Regions from separate parts of the Homo sapiens genome. Here region 2 is linked to region 1. A link is a contact called in ENCODE Hi-C or POLR2A ChIA-PET data. All regions are on one chromosome and are shown on one strand. Each heading gives the region's core, a stretch centred on a gene start or an enhancer-like site at or near the end of the contact. The rest is flanking DNA. Distances are from core to core; before and after follow the strand shown. Region 1 overlaps ZSWIM6 (zinc finger SWIM-type containing 6). Region 2 overlaps ZSWIM6 (zinc finger SWIM-type containing 6).

Evidence for each region. A loop is a pair of places that touch in the nucleus more often than their neighbours do. ChIA-PET counts read pairs that join two places held with the same protein, here RNA polymerase II (POLR2A).
Region 2: a loop to region 1 is called in a map of gastrocnemius medialis, with 1.9 times the contacts of the local background. The contact joins two enhancer-like sites. A Hi-C loop is called at or near these places in 1 of 168 maps with a recorded cell type or tissue (gastrocnemius medialis). POLR2A ChIA-PET finds 5 or more read pairs at or near these places in 5 of 52 experiments (AG04449, BJ, WTC11 and 2 more).

The regions. Positions count from the first base shown.
Region 1 is chr5:61,535,169-61,542,178 of GRCh38, forward strand. ZSWIM6 (zinc finger SWIM-type containing 6) reads left to right here. Exons shown (of 14, transcript NM_020928.2): 10 at 316-451; 11 at 3,646-3,803; 12 at 4,428-4,591; 13 at 6,716-6,797. Among named protein-coding and RNA genes, the nearest start is that of LINC03122, 99 kb to the right of the region's middle. Within about 2 kb of position 4,128, at least 2 of the 41 ENCODE cell types and tissues checked have a DNase peak (open chromatin) inside an H3K27ac peak, as active enhancers do.
Region 2 is chr5:61,447,066-61,454,075 of GRCh38, forward strand. All of the region lies in intron 1 of ZSWIM6 (zinc finger SWIM-type containing 6), which reads left to right. Among named protein-coding and RNA genes, the nearest start is that of ZSWIM6, 120 kb to the left of the region's middle. Within about 2 kb of position 3,271, at least 8 of the 41 ENCODE cell types and tissues checked have a DNase peak (open chromatin) inside an H3K27ac peak, as active enhancers do.

The sequences.
Region 1 (7,010 bases), core at 2,878-5,377:
ATGCAGCAAGGTTTTACGCTATAGAGGGTTCCTTTCTCTGAGGCACTTGTATTGTGAATGCTGTCTGCCCCTGAGTTCTGGGTTTTTCATCTAGCTGTGGGACAGTTAGGGGTTTGTTTATGAGGTGAAATCTGTAACGGATGCTATACCCTGAAGAATCTTTTTTGATTAAGGATTATATTCCTTTCTATATCATTTACTTGAAATTCTTATTTGTATATGTTATAACTTTATGTGACATTTTAACAATATGCTTTACAAGAAGTGTTAGTTCATTTTTTAGGAACGTAAAATGTGTATGCTCTCTTCCCACAGCCGGACCATATAGTGGTTTAGGTGAAATAATCCATCGGGAGAGCGTTCCAATGCACACATTTGCCAAGTATCTCTTCACCTCTCTCCTACCTCACGATGCTGAATTGGCATACAAAATTGCACTGAGAGCAATGCGGTATGTATTCACAGCCCAGCTGGGCAGAGGCAGGCCACATTCCCACTGGGAAGCATGGCTGTTAACTGACTTACTCCTTCATGTTTCTTATAGGCAGCAGAAAAGCTAAAGAAACTATGTATTTATGCTTCCTGTATTGTTGTGGAGGTGATTTGCTTGTTGGCTTGTTTTGCTTCTGTTTAAAGTAAGGGAAGGGTTATCCTTGCTGCTATCAGACTCAAGCACACCGTGGCTTTTTCCTACTTTTTCGTGAAGCACAATTCAAGCCAAGTTTAATCATAAAACAGCAACAGTTGAAACCTTCATAAATGATTAATTGTTTTGAAAAAATTGATTTTTGAAGCAGTAGTAAATAGTAAATATACTGGCTTGAATATAATTGAGGGAGACCTTCACACCTGCTGTAATTCCGCATTCCATCAGTAGTGCAGGAAAGCAACTCCCTGTATTGCCAAGGCACATCTGTATTCACTGGAGGCTGAGAGAAGGTGGGACGTGCATTTAGCAGTGAAGGAGTCGCTATTCGGGGTCCTTCAGGCTCTGCCTGCCTCTCTTCTGACTGCTTCCATCTCCTCATCGGTCTCTCCTTTTCAGCAATAACAGTTAGAATATGTTGTTCTCTACCACCCACCTTTTTATTTCTACCTTCTTTTAAAAGTTATTTCACATAATAATTATTTTTATCACAGATTTGTTCAAGGTGAATATTTTAATGAGTTCAAGATTATATTTTAATCTTACAAATAACCTTTAAATTTTAAGGACCTAAAAGGTACATCCATCTTTCTTAAAACATCAGCATTTTCTTTTTCCTTTAAAAAAATTAATAAAACACTCCTGTGCTTCTAATGGAAAGTACAGATCACCTAAGGACAAGCCATGTTGTAGACCTAAAAGCTTGTGTGTGCTGATTAACAGTTTGATCTCAAGAAGCTTTTCATCAAAGATTCTATGTCTGTAATCAGAGAAGTAGATTCTAAAACAAATCCTTGCCTATAAATTACCAGTGTCCCCAAAGTTACCCTGTTCTGAAAGTATTGAGTGTAGCTTATGTGTATAAGGACACCTCTTTTTTATGCAGTGATAAGGATGTGTGTATGTGTCTGTGTGTATACCTATGTGTCAGTGTGTTTTAAGGCTGACATCCTGTAATTTGACATGCTTTCCTTGGCAATATGGAATCTTACTAACCTGCTGGAGAATCTTCTTAAGTATTCTTTTTTCTATTTTTAAAATACCAGAAAATAAGTCAATAACAAACATCAGCAAAAGTCCCCCACCAAATTACATTATACCACTTGGTTTATGTTTTAGAGCACGATTTTAAAATAAGTGGGTTCCTATTTTTATTTTTGGAAGCTGAAATGGAAGCTGTCTTATGAAGACATATGCTCAACTCTATACTTACTCAAATCTTAGGAATTCTAATCTTGTTTTAAAGGGAAGATGTTAATGTTATGGTGCCACCAGATGCTGTTGCTACTACCACTGGCAAAGTTTAAGGGTAAAATAGCATAAAGTTTCTGTGTGGTTCTGGCTTATGTAATGGTATGTGCCAGGCAGAAAGGCTTGCTTTTCTAACACTCACAAACTCATTTATATTTGTCCTTGGTTGCTGCCAAGGCAGTTTCTTAATGGGGAATACTAGCAGGGTACAGGGGAATTTTTTTTCCACTTTCTCTCTTCTATCTGCCACTACTATCCTGCCAAAGGTCTGCCATGGAAGGCAGGTATGTGCCCCACCAGGTATTGCAAGGCAGCCCAGGGAACAGGAAGGAAAAGAGAGATGTAGCTCGCATGCTTCTTAGTCCTTCTGGAAGAGGAAGGCTAAGGAAGGTCATCTTCAGCACTCATTTTCTCATCTTCCCAGGGATGTTGATTAGTTTCTTCTACAGTAAGTCTGGCAAGACCTGCCTGTGAATACGAGGATATTCTGAGTTAAAAAAAAAAAAGCTAAATAGCAACCCTGCCATTATTCTTACTACTTAACTGCCTACCTTGCCACCTTCTCTACTGCTGACATCTTTTTGTTCCTAAATAAAAGGAGAAGAGAATGAGCCATTTGGCTTACCAGGCAATAATTGCTCTTGGGTGGGGCCTTGAGGCCAGCATCACTCCCAGACCCAGCTGACTCTTCTTGGTCTCCAGCTCTTATCTTATTTCATAGTTCTTAACACTGGTGTACTTGACTGAAGGCCGGCATTTTGATGGTTGTAAATAAATTATTTCAGCTTTAGGTACTCTACTAAGCTTTTTGGTACTTTTAGAAGAGATTACTAAATATTTGCTTTGCTTTTAGAAATTTTTTCATCAGCATATTCTTTTTTTATTTGTTTTGAGACAGGGTTTTGCTCTGTTGCCCTGGCTGGAGTGCGGTGTGGTGTAATCATGGCTCCCAGGCTCAGCTGATCCTCCCATCTCAGCCTTCCAAGTAGCTGGGATTACAGGCACATGCCACCACACCCAACTGATTTATATTTTGTAGAAACAGGGTTTCGCCATGACAGTATATTCTTAATAAAAAATCAGAAATCACTCTGAATTTATGCAAAACTGTCAAGGGACAGACACTTAGGTCACATTTATCTTCTGTAATATGGTTGGTAGAACATAGTCTAATGTCAAATTCCTGGAGTCATAAGAAACTAATTGTTCAGAAAGTATGAATGGATGGAAAAGAGGTAATTTTTGTCTTACTTCCCTTCTTGTTTTATGTTTAAATAGGTTAAGCTTATTCATCTTAAGTACTCACTGCTTCCTGACTGTGATCTCAGTCTTAAATATCCATTTCACTATCAGTTTCTGTTGATTTATTTTTTGAGTCATAGAATTCAAAATTTGTAGGTAAACATCAAGACCTGTGTTTAAAAGTTCTTCGGTGTTTGCGTATCTTAATTTATTTGAATATTGTAATTTTCTGAATGGTGCTAAAGAAAGAAAATCTCTTAGGTTTGGGTGATGAACAACTAACAAGGTTTGGGTGATGAACAGTTATTATTAGCAAACAATTAGTAGTCCAAAAAATCTAGGTATTTTGCACCCACACAGCAGAGTATAGCTGTACCAGCCCTTGCTGAACTTGAGTAGAGGCCTGAACATCTACCCACTCCTCTGGCTTCTGTTGGCCAGTCTTTCTGGCCAAGGACATGGTCAAGAAATAACTAGGGGCCACCTTCCTTGTCTTCTCATTATAGGTTACTAGTATTGGAATCTACTGCTCCATCAGGAGACCTCACCCGCCCACACCACATTGCATCAGTTGTTCCCAACCGCTACCCTCGCTGGTTCACTCTAAGCCACATTGAGTCCCAGCAGTGTGAGCTGGCATCCACCATGCTAACTGCAGCCAAAGGTACTGTACTGTCCTGAGGCCTCATAATTGTTTCATTCGTTTGCCTGTTTATTTTTTTTAAGTCTTGTTTTCTATCAAATTCTCAGCAGTGGTGTTAATGTCAGATAGGTTGAAGGGATCTTTTTCTTTAGATGTTAGCTTTTAAGGCAAAACAGGTGGCATTTTCCTCATTTACCTGCATCATTAACTTGCTGCCAGCAGAGTTCAGGTTAGTTACCATGCTAAGAAAATATAAATGGTTGAAATTCAGAAGCAGATTTACAAGTTGGGTTACATTTTTTTCTTCCTGAAATATTCACCAAAAATACATAAGTAGGAACTAGGAGAGCTGTTGCTGTCTCATGTTGGTCCTGGTTCATATGTGCTTTGAGTCATTGAGGGTGTGTCTCAGTGTATCTTTTTTTGTGAAGCCGAGATTCACAGACATTGCAGTAATTATGGGAGCCCTAGTTGTAACACCTGTGCCATCTGTGAACATGTTAGGTAAATTAACTTGTGCTTTATGTTTTGTTTTGTTTCTTTTTTCCCCCTCTGTGTGTGTGTATGGTTGTATGATTTTTGTTTATTTGTTTGTCTTGCTTTGCTTTGATTTGGTTTGGTTTGGTTTTCCCTTGTTCATTGCAGGCGATGTTCGGAGGCTGGAAACAGTATTAGAATCCATCCAGAAAAACATTCACTCCTCATCACACATCTTCAAGCTTGCCCAAGATGCATTTAAAATAGCAACTCTCATGGACAGTTTGCCAGACATCACTCTTTTGAAAGTGTCTCTGGAGCTGGGCCTGCAGGTACATGACTGGTAGTCTTTCCTGGGACATCAAAGACTGCTAAATAAAGGCACCTCTTAGGGTTGTTTTTGTTTGATTGGATTTTTGAGTGCAGGTAAATGACTCTTTGGAGTACAAATCTGTTAGACTTCAGGAGAGAACTGTATTTCAGAGACGTGGTCATTCCCAGCTGAACCAGACTGCTATGTAAGGTGCATGGACTGTACATTTAGCAGCCTAATTTGTGTCTTTCAATTAAAAAAAATCATTTTCTGAATTGCAGCCTTAACGACACTGTTTCTCCTTTGAATGAAGGGAGAAGAATTATTGCTAATAAGAGACTTAAATAAAGCTAGCATGTATAATGAAGATTCAGTTGTTAGGGTTAAATTTTTAGAGGAAGTATAAATTTTTATTGATGTTTGCATTTTCATAATAGATGGGCAGTTCTAGCTCCTTTTAATAACTCTGAGAAAAATAGGTAAAGGAGGAGTGATCGGGCCAGAGTCCAGTTTTAGATTTCAGCAGAACAGAATACCAAGGACATTTTGAGTTCGTCATGCAGATAGATGTTTGCTTCCTTATAGTTTCTGAACAGATCACTGGATAAACCAAGAACTAAAAAGTTTGTTTCATTTTTCTCATGGAATCTCTATTAACATTTGCTTTCTTCCCATTAAAAAGCAGTGAACAAAATTGTTATACCCCAGTTACCTAAAGAATGGGGAGTATAATCCCCTGATTGGATAATTAATCTGGTGTTTTAGTTGTGGATTCTCCCTTACAGTGACTAATAATGTTTAAATAATAGGATCACAGGAAAATGTACCTACCATGGTAACATAGAATACTGTACAAGCAAAGGGTATAGAAGATTGCTTTTAAGCTATATAGTGATGGTTCAGAAGTTTTTTGTTTTTTTTTAATTCTTGTTATTTGGCTAATTTTTGTCACCATTTGCCTCATCTTAAAGATGTGATGCAGAAAGAACCATTAACATGAGCTCTCTTGTTATTTGGAATTCATGGTAAATAGGATATGCACGAGAGCTTATTCCTTGACTCATTCTTTCTAGAACCTAAGAAGGAATCTCACAGGCCCTTTGTGAGTATTTCTAGAACCTAAAAAGGAATCCCACAGGGCCTCTGGGGATATGATGTCCCTGGATATTTTGTGGGTTTTTTTTTTTTTTTTTTTTTGTTGTTGTTGTTGTTTTGTTTTTTCAGATGGAGTCTCACTCTGTCACCCAGGCTGGAGTGCAGGGGTACAATCTCAGCTCACTGCAACCTCTGCCTCCTGGGTTCAAGCAATTCTTCTACTTCAGCCCCCTGAGTAGCTGGGACTACAGGCGCACGCCACCACACCTGGCTAATTTTTATGTTTTTAATAGAGACGGGGTTTCACCATATTGGCCAGGCTGGTCTCAAACTCCTGACCTCGTGATCCATTCCGCCTCAGCCTCCCAAATTGCCAGGATTACAGGCATGAGCCACCGCACCTGACCGTCCCTGGATATTTTGAATCTTTAAAGAATGGGGGAATTATGAAGAGGGAGATATGTTTATTTAGGGACTTCTTGTTAGAAAGTGAAAAACAAAATCAGATCACTAATGATATCAAGGATGATTTTTTCCCCCATAAACCTGGAGTTACCTTCATGGTCACCAGAAAAGAGCAATCAGAGATTGAAGGAATAACTAAAATGATTATTTTAAAATACCTCTTTCCCCACTGAGAGTTCCTGGTTAGAATGAATTCACAGGAGCCTCAGAAATTGAACTATGGAATGTTAAATCTGGGGAGGGAAAAAGGGCATGGGCTGTGTTTAATGCTCCAGTCCAGCCCTCTGATTTTGCAGATGAGAAAAGATAGAGTAACTGGTTCAGATACCACATCTAGTCAGTGGGCCCACCAGGAGGAGAATATGGGCCTCTTGCCAGGAGGAGAATGTGGCTGTGGCAAGGCCACCTGGGGTAGCCATGGACAAATCCAAATTCATATGTAGAGCTTTGCTCTAAATTATGCTTTCATCTTCCTGGTGGTAGACAGTAGGTATGCCTTATATGCCTTATAGTTTATCCCCCCCCTTTTTTTTCATTGACTCAGGATAATTTTCTAAAACATTTTGTTACCCTGTTTTTATAGGTTATGCGAATGACACTGTCAACCTTAAATTGGCGACGGCGGGAGATGGTGAGGTGGCTGGTAACGTGTGCTACTGAAGTCGGTAGGTAAACTCTGGAACAGAAGCTTTCCTAGGTGCCTCATGGTAGGATTTAACTTGTCAGTTACAGACATGTGAACATATTCACTCTTTTATGTTGACTTCTCCAAGGCTCCTTCTAGCAGTCCACAAGGGCTTCCTTCTCCCTGACCCCTTACCCCTAACCTTCAGTTATACATACTTGTATTATTCAACTTGAAATGGTCACATTTGTGA
Region 2 (7,010 bases), core at 2,021-4,520, 89 kb before region 1:
TTCTGGGGCCAAACACAGCACAGAAGAACATCATGTACTAAGCAGGCCCAACCCTGCTTAGAACAGCAGCGTGAAAGCCTGGATACATGGAACTCCATCCTGCTTTCCTGTTCAACAGCAAAATGAGAAGTTAGGAGAGACCTAACTTATGCAGATTCCAAAGAATATTGGGGCCAAACAGTATTAAAAAAAAGTCAGTTTATCAAATTCTGATTTCCCATAACTGTATCAACACATATACAAACAATTACTGAAACACAATCCAACTGCACTGAAACACAATCCAACTGCTGCAGCAACAGACAAGCCCCAAAAGTGTCCAAACTGAAACAGAAAGGTTGCTTTCCTCTCTCAGTCAGTTGGGCTTGTTCAACCTGCAAACAGAAATTCCTTCAGAATTTCTTAGAGGAGCAAATCCAGCTGCTGGTATCCACAAAGGACACTCACTCATCTGAACATAGATGTCAGATTTCAAAGGCTGTTTTTTTCTAGGCAGTCAGGCAGCAGCGTGGCCAAAGAGAGAGACGAAAACCCACCTCCAGCCAAAAAAGGGTCAGGCAGTTTCTTAGGAGGGCTTCTAAGAATTCTCCTGGCTTGCAGCAGCTGACCGGCAAGCAATGTGTTCAGGTCAGGGAATCAAAATCTGTTACTGACATGCTAGAGGTTTGTTTTAGGTCTTGCAAGTAGCTGCACAGAAAGCCAATCACTGAGACAGTGAGTATTGCCAGGGAATAAGGTTTTACTCAGGTGCTGCAGCTAAGGAGATGGGGGAGATCAGTCTCAAATCTATCTCCCTGATGGACTAAAATTAAGGGTTTATATAGCAGGGAAGAAATGTAACCATGTGTGCTAAAATAGGAATTAGGGAGGAGTAAAGAGAAGTTGGTCAGCAGGAAGCAGGTGGTCAGTTAGGCAATTGTGATGGGTGAGGGGTCTGGTGTCTCATTATCCAGATATGGTATCTGGTAATTATAGTTCATTTGAGACTTTCTGGGAGACCTGATGGTTTCTTGAGAAAGGAACTCAGATAAGACAGTTTTAACTTTCTCAAGTTTTAAGACTGGGAGGATCAATTTCTGTGTTTATTCAAAAGAAACCATAAACATCAGTTCTATGTGACAATTGGGCCAGTTTCCATAGTGCATTAGCATCATAGCCTCTCTGAGTTTCCTATTTTCCAAAGGGGGAAAATAATACGTATTTTATTGAGTTGTAAAACTATCAATTGTGAAAAGCACTTAACATAGTACATGACTCTTGTCACTTTCTTCTTTATATATTTGGATTTGTGGGTCAAGTGAGATCATAAAAATCACTTTTCAGAATATCACGTTCTATACAATTGAACATAGGCCTATATTAAATTAGTTTCCTTCTCATTCATTATTTCATTTTCTTCCCTGTAACTGGTTTGTTGAATAACAATGCTACTTCATTAAAATGTTTTGCAAACTTAATTTTTCTTTTTATCAAATACTGTAGTTTTCTAGTAAATGAGATAATGTATATAAATATATACATGTTCTGTTTGGGGGAGGAGGGTAGATGATAATGGTGTTGCTGTGCATTCTGAAAGGATTTGCAACCTGAGAGAGACAGACTGGTTCTGATCTGATACACTTAGTGTCAGTACAATAAACACACTGAACCAAGAAATATATGGGGGTATGATAAGAATATGTATTTGCTATGCAGAAGACAAAAGCATGTTTTAGGAATGAAGAGAAAGGATAAGGCCATAGATGGGAGTGGAAGTTAAGACTAGCCTTGACTAGAAATACTGAAGTAGTCTGAAAAAAATCACAGTTGCAGTAGGAATAGAGAGTAATAGGTATATGTAGGATATTTTGACATTTTTAGTTGTAATGCTGCCTGCAAGGAGAACCTGCTGGCAAACCTCACAAAATTGTAGCACTGTTGCCCTGGTAGTCCTTGTAACCAAAGCATCTCCGTTCCCACTTTAAAGCCCTTTGGCCATCCTATACAATTCCTGTTGGGCATTTACACCTAAGAATGTTGACTCCTGGTAAGTGTTTTGTATAGTCCTGGGTTCATCCTAATGATAGAATAGAGCAGTAATTTAGAAAGTACCTACACCAGTAGGATGCCCACTATTTTATAATTACATTGGTTTCTCATACTATTTCTCTGAAGCTGGGAAAACCATTTATTTTTGTTTGAGTTCTAGGCCCAATTTTTTGCTTAAAGAGGTCACACATTGACTTTCATGTTTAATATTACTGAAAGGTATGTAATGAAGCATTCTTTATTAGGCTTATAAAACTTTTTTAGCAATTTGTTTTTTAAATTTATTTCCAGAGTTTTAATATTTTTAAATTTATTGTTTAGGGATGGGGTCTTACCATGTTGCCCAGGCTGTCCTTGAACTCCTTGGCTCAAGCAGTCTTCCTGCCTCAGCGTCCTGAGTAGCTGAGATTGCAGATGCACGCTATTGTACCCAGAAATACTTTTTTATTTAATTGTTAACAGCCTAGGTTTGAATAAGGCCATATGTACCACTTCACAATTCTCTGGTAAAATTATATCAGTCTGCACCTCAAAAGGTATTTGGTAGTTTGGTTCTACTGAGATTTTGTTGTCATAGTTCCAGAAGTCACATGCCCGGCAAAACTGGGGTTGACAGTATACTGTAAGACTGACTGTACAAAGCTTGATGGGGCACCCATTCCATCACTTTATGCTCTTTTCCCCTCTCCTTGTAAGGGTGGGTACTTTAGGACAGGAACAAGGAGAAGCAAATGGGAAGGCACTCTGAGTGAAACACCTGTTCCCAGTTGATCTCCAGGTGTGACCAGGCAGTAAGCTAATAAGGAAGGATGACTGAATGTATGAATAATCAGTCACCTCACTGCCAGCTTAACCAGAAAGACACAGAGATGGGTTGGGGCATTGAACAGTTTTGGACTGACCCTGCTGAATACAGTATTTCAGTGGAATGAAAGAATAGTTTCCTTTTTAGGAAAATTACGTGTTCCAAATTGATATATCCCTGTCACCACCTCTCAACCTCTTCTTAGAAATTCAATATAATAACAGTCCAGGAGCCTCTTGAGCCTTTCAACATCCTCAGCCCGCTTTTTCCATCCTGCCTTTCTTTCTGCCCTTCTTGGATAATCTTTCCCACTCATTTTTCCCCTCCAACAATCTGGCAGTAGTAGGAAAGGTAGGAAGAAGAATGGTGATTTGTTCAAATTCTTCTTTGCCCCACACATGAAATGGGTACTGCTGAAGGCAGTGAAAAATAGATGGCTGTGGGTGGTTTGTTAGTGACTCATCAGTCTTTCCATTCTGCTGGGAAAGGGAAGGGCTGGGACCAGATGGGAATGCATTCCAGAGACTCTTGCTTTAAATGATTTCTCATTTATGTGATTTATTTAAAAATAAATAATTGCTAGGCCAAGTAAGGGCCACAAAAAAGTATACACTTCATTGAATTGCCACATTGCCACATTTTTCCTAGAGTGGGTTAATAAAGCCTTCTGATAGGGTAGCCACTGGTGGGGATTTTTTTTAAATCATTTCCTGGTGGTGAATTTATGATTATACTTCACTGTACTATGAATGCTTGATCTACATAATCAAGATTAGTATTATTGTTACTAAATACAGGACTCCAAATTTGTGAGTAGTATACAAGACAAATACCACTCTTACCCTCATGAAATAATAAACAATGATTTATGAAGGTAAAGCTTGTGGCAGGGATAAGCCCGTGCTCAATGGAGAAATAAATAAGTGAGTATAGGGAAGAGGAACCCCAGGAACATTTGCCATGGTCATTTTGGGAATACTTGAGTAGTCAAGTGTATTTCTTAGAGCTATCTGTAATTTTTCTTTATTAAATTGAGGTTTGTTTATTTATTTAAGGATAATGTGGTTCCAAGAAGTCTGTTTCCAAGGTCTGTAGTTTGAAGCTCCTTTTACCTTAAAAGTATGTCCTGAACCCTGAAGACTGACCATCTGGCTAGTGTGGTTGTTGTCATTGTGATCAATAAAGACAGCTTTGATTTATGAGCAATTTATCCTGCTTACAACTGCACAGAAGAGGCAGTGGTTCATATTTTGGCTCCTGTTCAGCTGGGGGAACTTGAGCTCCCTTAGTTCTTTCAGAAAGCCTGGCTAGGAAGCTGGCATCATGGCAGGAATGTTTTAGTTAGCTTCAGGAAGTCAGGATACCAATGTCAGAGTAATTCAACTGACAGAATAACTACTTTTTATTTTTTTAATCCAAATTATGCTTTAAATTATGATCCTATTTAAGTATATTATTTAAAAGTTAAAAATGTTATTTAAACATTTCTAAATTTTGAGGGCTTTTTATGAATAACTTGGGGCTTTTGAAGACAGATGCATAAGATACTTCAAAATCAGAAGACATTTTTACTTGGAGTACTAAGTTAACATTGGTCCTGTAAGGGAGGCAAGAGTATTCATGATTATTTGAGGCAGCTCAAATGGGTTTCTCTTTTTTATCTTTCCCAGCATAGACAAACTTCTTGTTTTTGTGAAGGGAAAATACTTTACCCCAGAATGGCAATAAAGATAGAGGAAAGGTTCTTTCTTTTAAATGGAGAAGGCAGATTTCTCATTAGACTTCATTAATTAGTGAAGCTTGTTTTACCCTATAGATTCTGAATGGGTGTAATACTTTCTGCATTGGTTTTTAGAAATTGCTATTTTCTAGATTCATTCAAGAAAGATGAATGTAACCTTCTAAGTTTGGAATTTATAGAGATGGAAAAAATTTTAGCACCTAATAAATTGTTTATTTGTCAGGATGTGCTATAAGTTAAAAGGTGAACTTCTTCCTTTACCCTTTTAGTAGTTACAAATATATATGTAGTATATATTAAAGAATATGTAAGTATGTATGAGTTATAAAACAAAACAATACAAGGAACACTTAGTACCCGCTACTCAACCTTAACAATGTAAGGTTACTGGTACTCTTGGAGCCTTTTGTGTGCCTCTCTCAGATACCTTTACTTCATTTCCCATTTCCCACCCACTGCAGAAATTATCCTGAGCTTTGAGTCAATCATTTTCTTGCTGTTTTAAGGAAAATAATTTCCCACTGAGTGTCCTGTTCCTTTATATACTGTAACCTCCTACTTTTTTCTAGTTTTTCCCCTTAAAAATACTATATTCTGAGATTCATCAAAAGGTTGTGTTTATAGTTCATTCCTATTCATAGCTATATAGTATTCTATATGAATATATTACAGCTTATTGAATCTGCTGCTGGTGGATATTTGGGTTACCAGCTTTTTATTACAAAAATGTTATGAACATTATTTTGCATGTCTCTTGGTGCACGTGTGCAAGTATTTCCCTAGGGTCCTCCTGCCCGTTCTCATGGTATGAAAAAATTCTCTTAATCATTAAATAAAAATATTAGGAATATACTTTAAGTGACCCTGCAGATGTTTGTGGCTTAGATGTTTGTGACCTTTTTGCCACAACTAAGTAACCATATCAAGATTGTCTCTTTTTAAAACTTTGTATTTTGAAATAATTTCAGATTTATAGAAAAGTTGCAAAATAGCACAGAGAGTTCCCATATACTCTTTAACCAACCTCCCCTAATGTTAATATCTGCATTACCATTACCTTGGTACTTTCATCAAAACTAAGAAATAACCTTGGTACAATACCATTAAGTAAACTACAGACTTTATTCAGATTTCCCCAGCATTTCCACTAATATCCTTTTTCTCTTTGAGGATTTAGTCCAGGATACCATATTGTATTTACTCATCATGTTTCCTTAGTTTTCTCCAGTCTACAACAACTTATCTGTCTTTCCTTGTCTTTTATGACCTTGACACTTTTGAAGAGTACTGGTTAGATGCTTTGTAGAAGGACCCTCAATTTGAGTTGTCGATGCTTTTCTTATGATTAGATTGAGACTGTGTGATTTTTGCAGGAATACCACAGAAGTGATGGAGTGTACTTCTCATTGCATTGTATCAGGGAAGTACATGATAGCAACATGATATATTATTGGCTATGCTAACCTTAATCACTGGCTCATTTAAGATGATATCTGCCAAGTTGCTTCACTTTAAAGTTACTATTTTTGCTTTCCATGCTTTTTTCTTTTTCCTTTTTTTAGTTTATTGTTTTTAATCGACATAAAATTGTATGTATTTTACTATGTACAACGTGCTATTTTGAAGTATTATATACATTGTGGGATGACTAAATCTAGCTACTTAACATATATATTACCTCATACAATTATCACTTTTGTGTTTTGTGGTGAGAACACTTTACGTCCACTCTCTCTCTCTTTTTTTTTTTTTTTGTGCCAGGGTCTTACTCTGTCACCTAGTTTGGGTTACAGCGGCGTGATCTTGGCTCACTGCAGCCTGGACCTCCTGGGCTCAAGTGATCCTCCACCTCAACCTCCCAAGTAGCTGTGACTACAGGCATGTGCCACCATGCCTAGCTAATTTTTGTATTTTTTTGTAGAGATGGGGTTTTGCCATGTTGTCCAGGCTGGTCTCAAACTCCTGGGCTCAAGCAGTCCACTTGCCTTGACCTCCCAAAGTGCTGGGATTACAGGTGTAAGCCACCACACCCAGCCACTTTTACTCTCTTAGCATTTTTCAAGAATAACCATGCCTTTTTTTTTTTTAAATTATTATTAGAAGGGAGTCACCAAAGTCCAGTCCACACACTGGGAGGAGAGATTAAACTCCACCTACAGGAGGAGGAGTATCAAATAATTTGTATATATATGCTAAAATCACCACAGTTATTAATAAAATATTGGGGGGGGGAAGATACTTTGAGGCTATGCAGATATTCTGTTTTTCTTTAAAGCTTCACCCACTAATTTTATCATTCATCAGTGAATCTTCTTTGCAGCATTATTACTATGTTATTCTAATGATTAGTTTTATTTCCCTCATTCCTTCTACATTTATTAATTGAAATTCTTCTGTAAGGAAGTTGTGTCCCTTCCCCCATTTATTTATTCAATA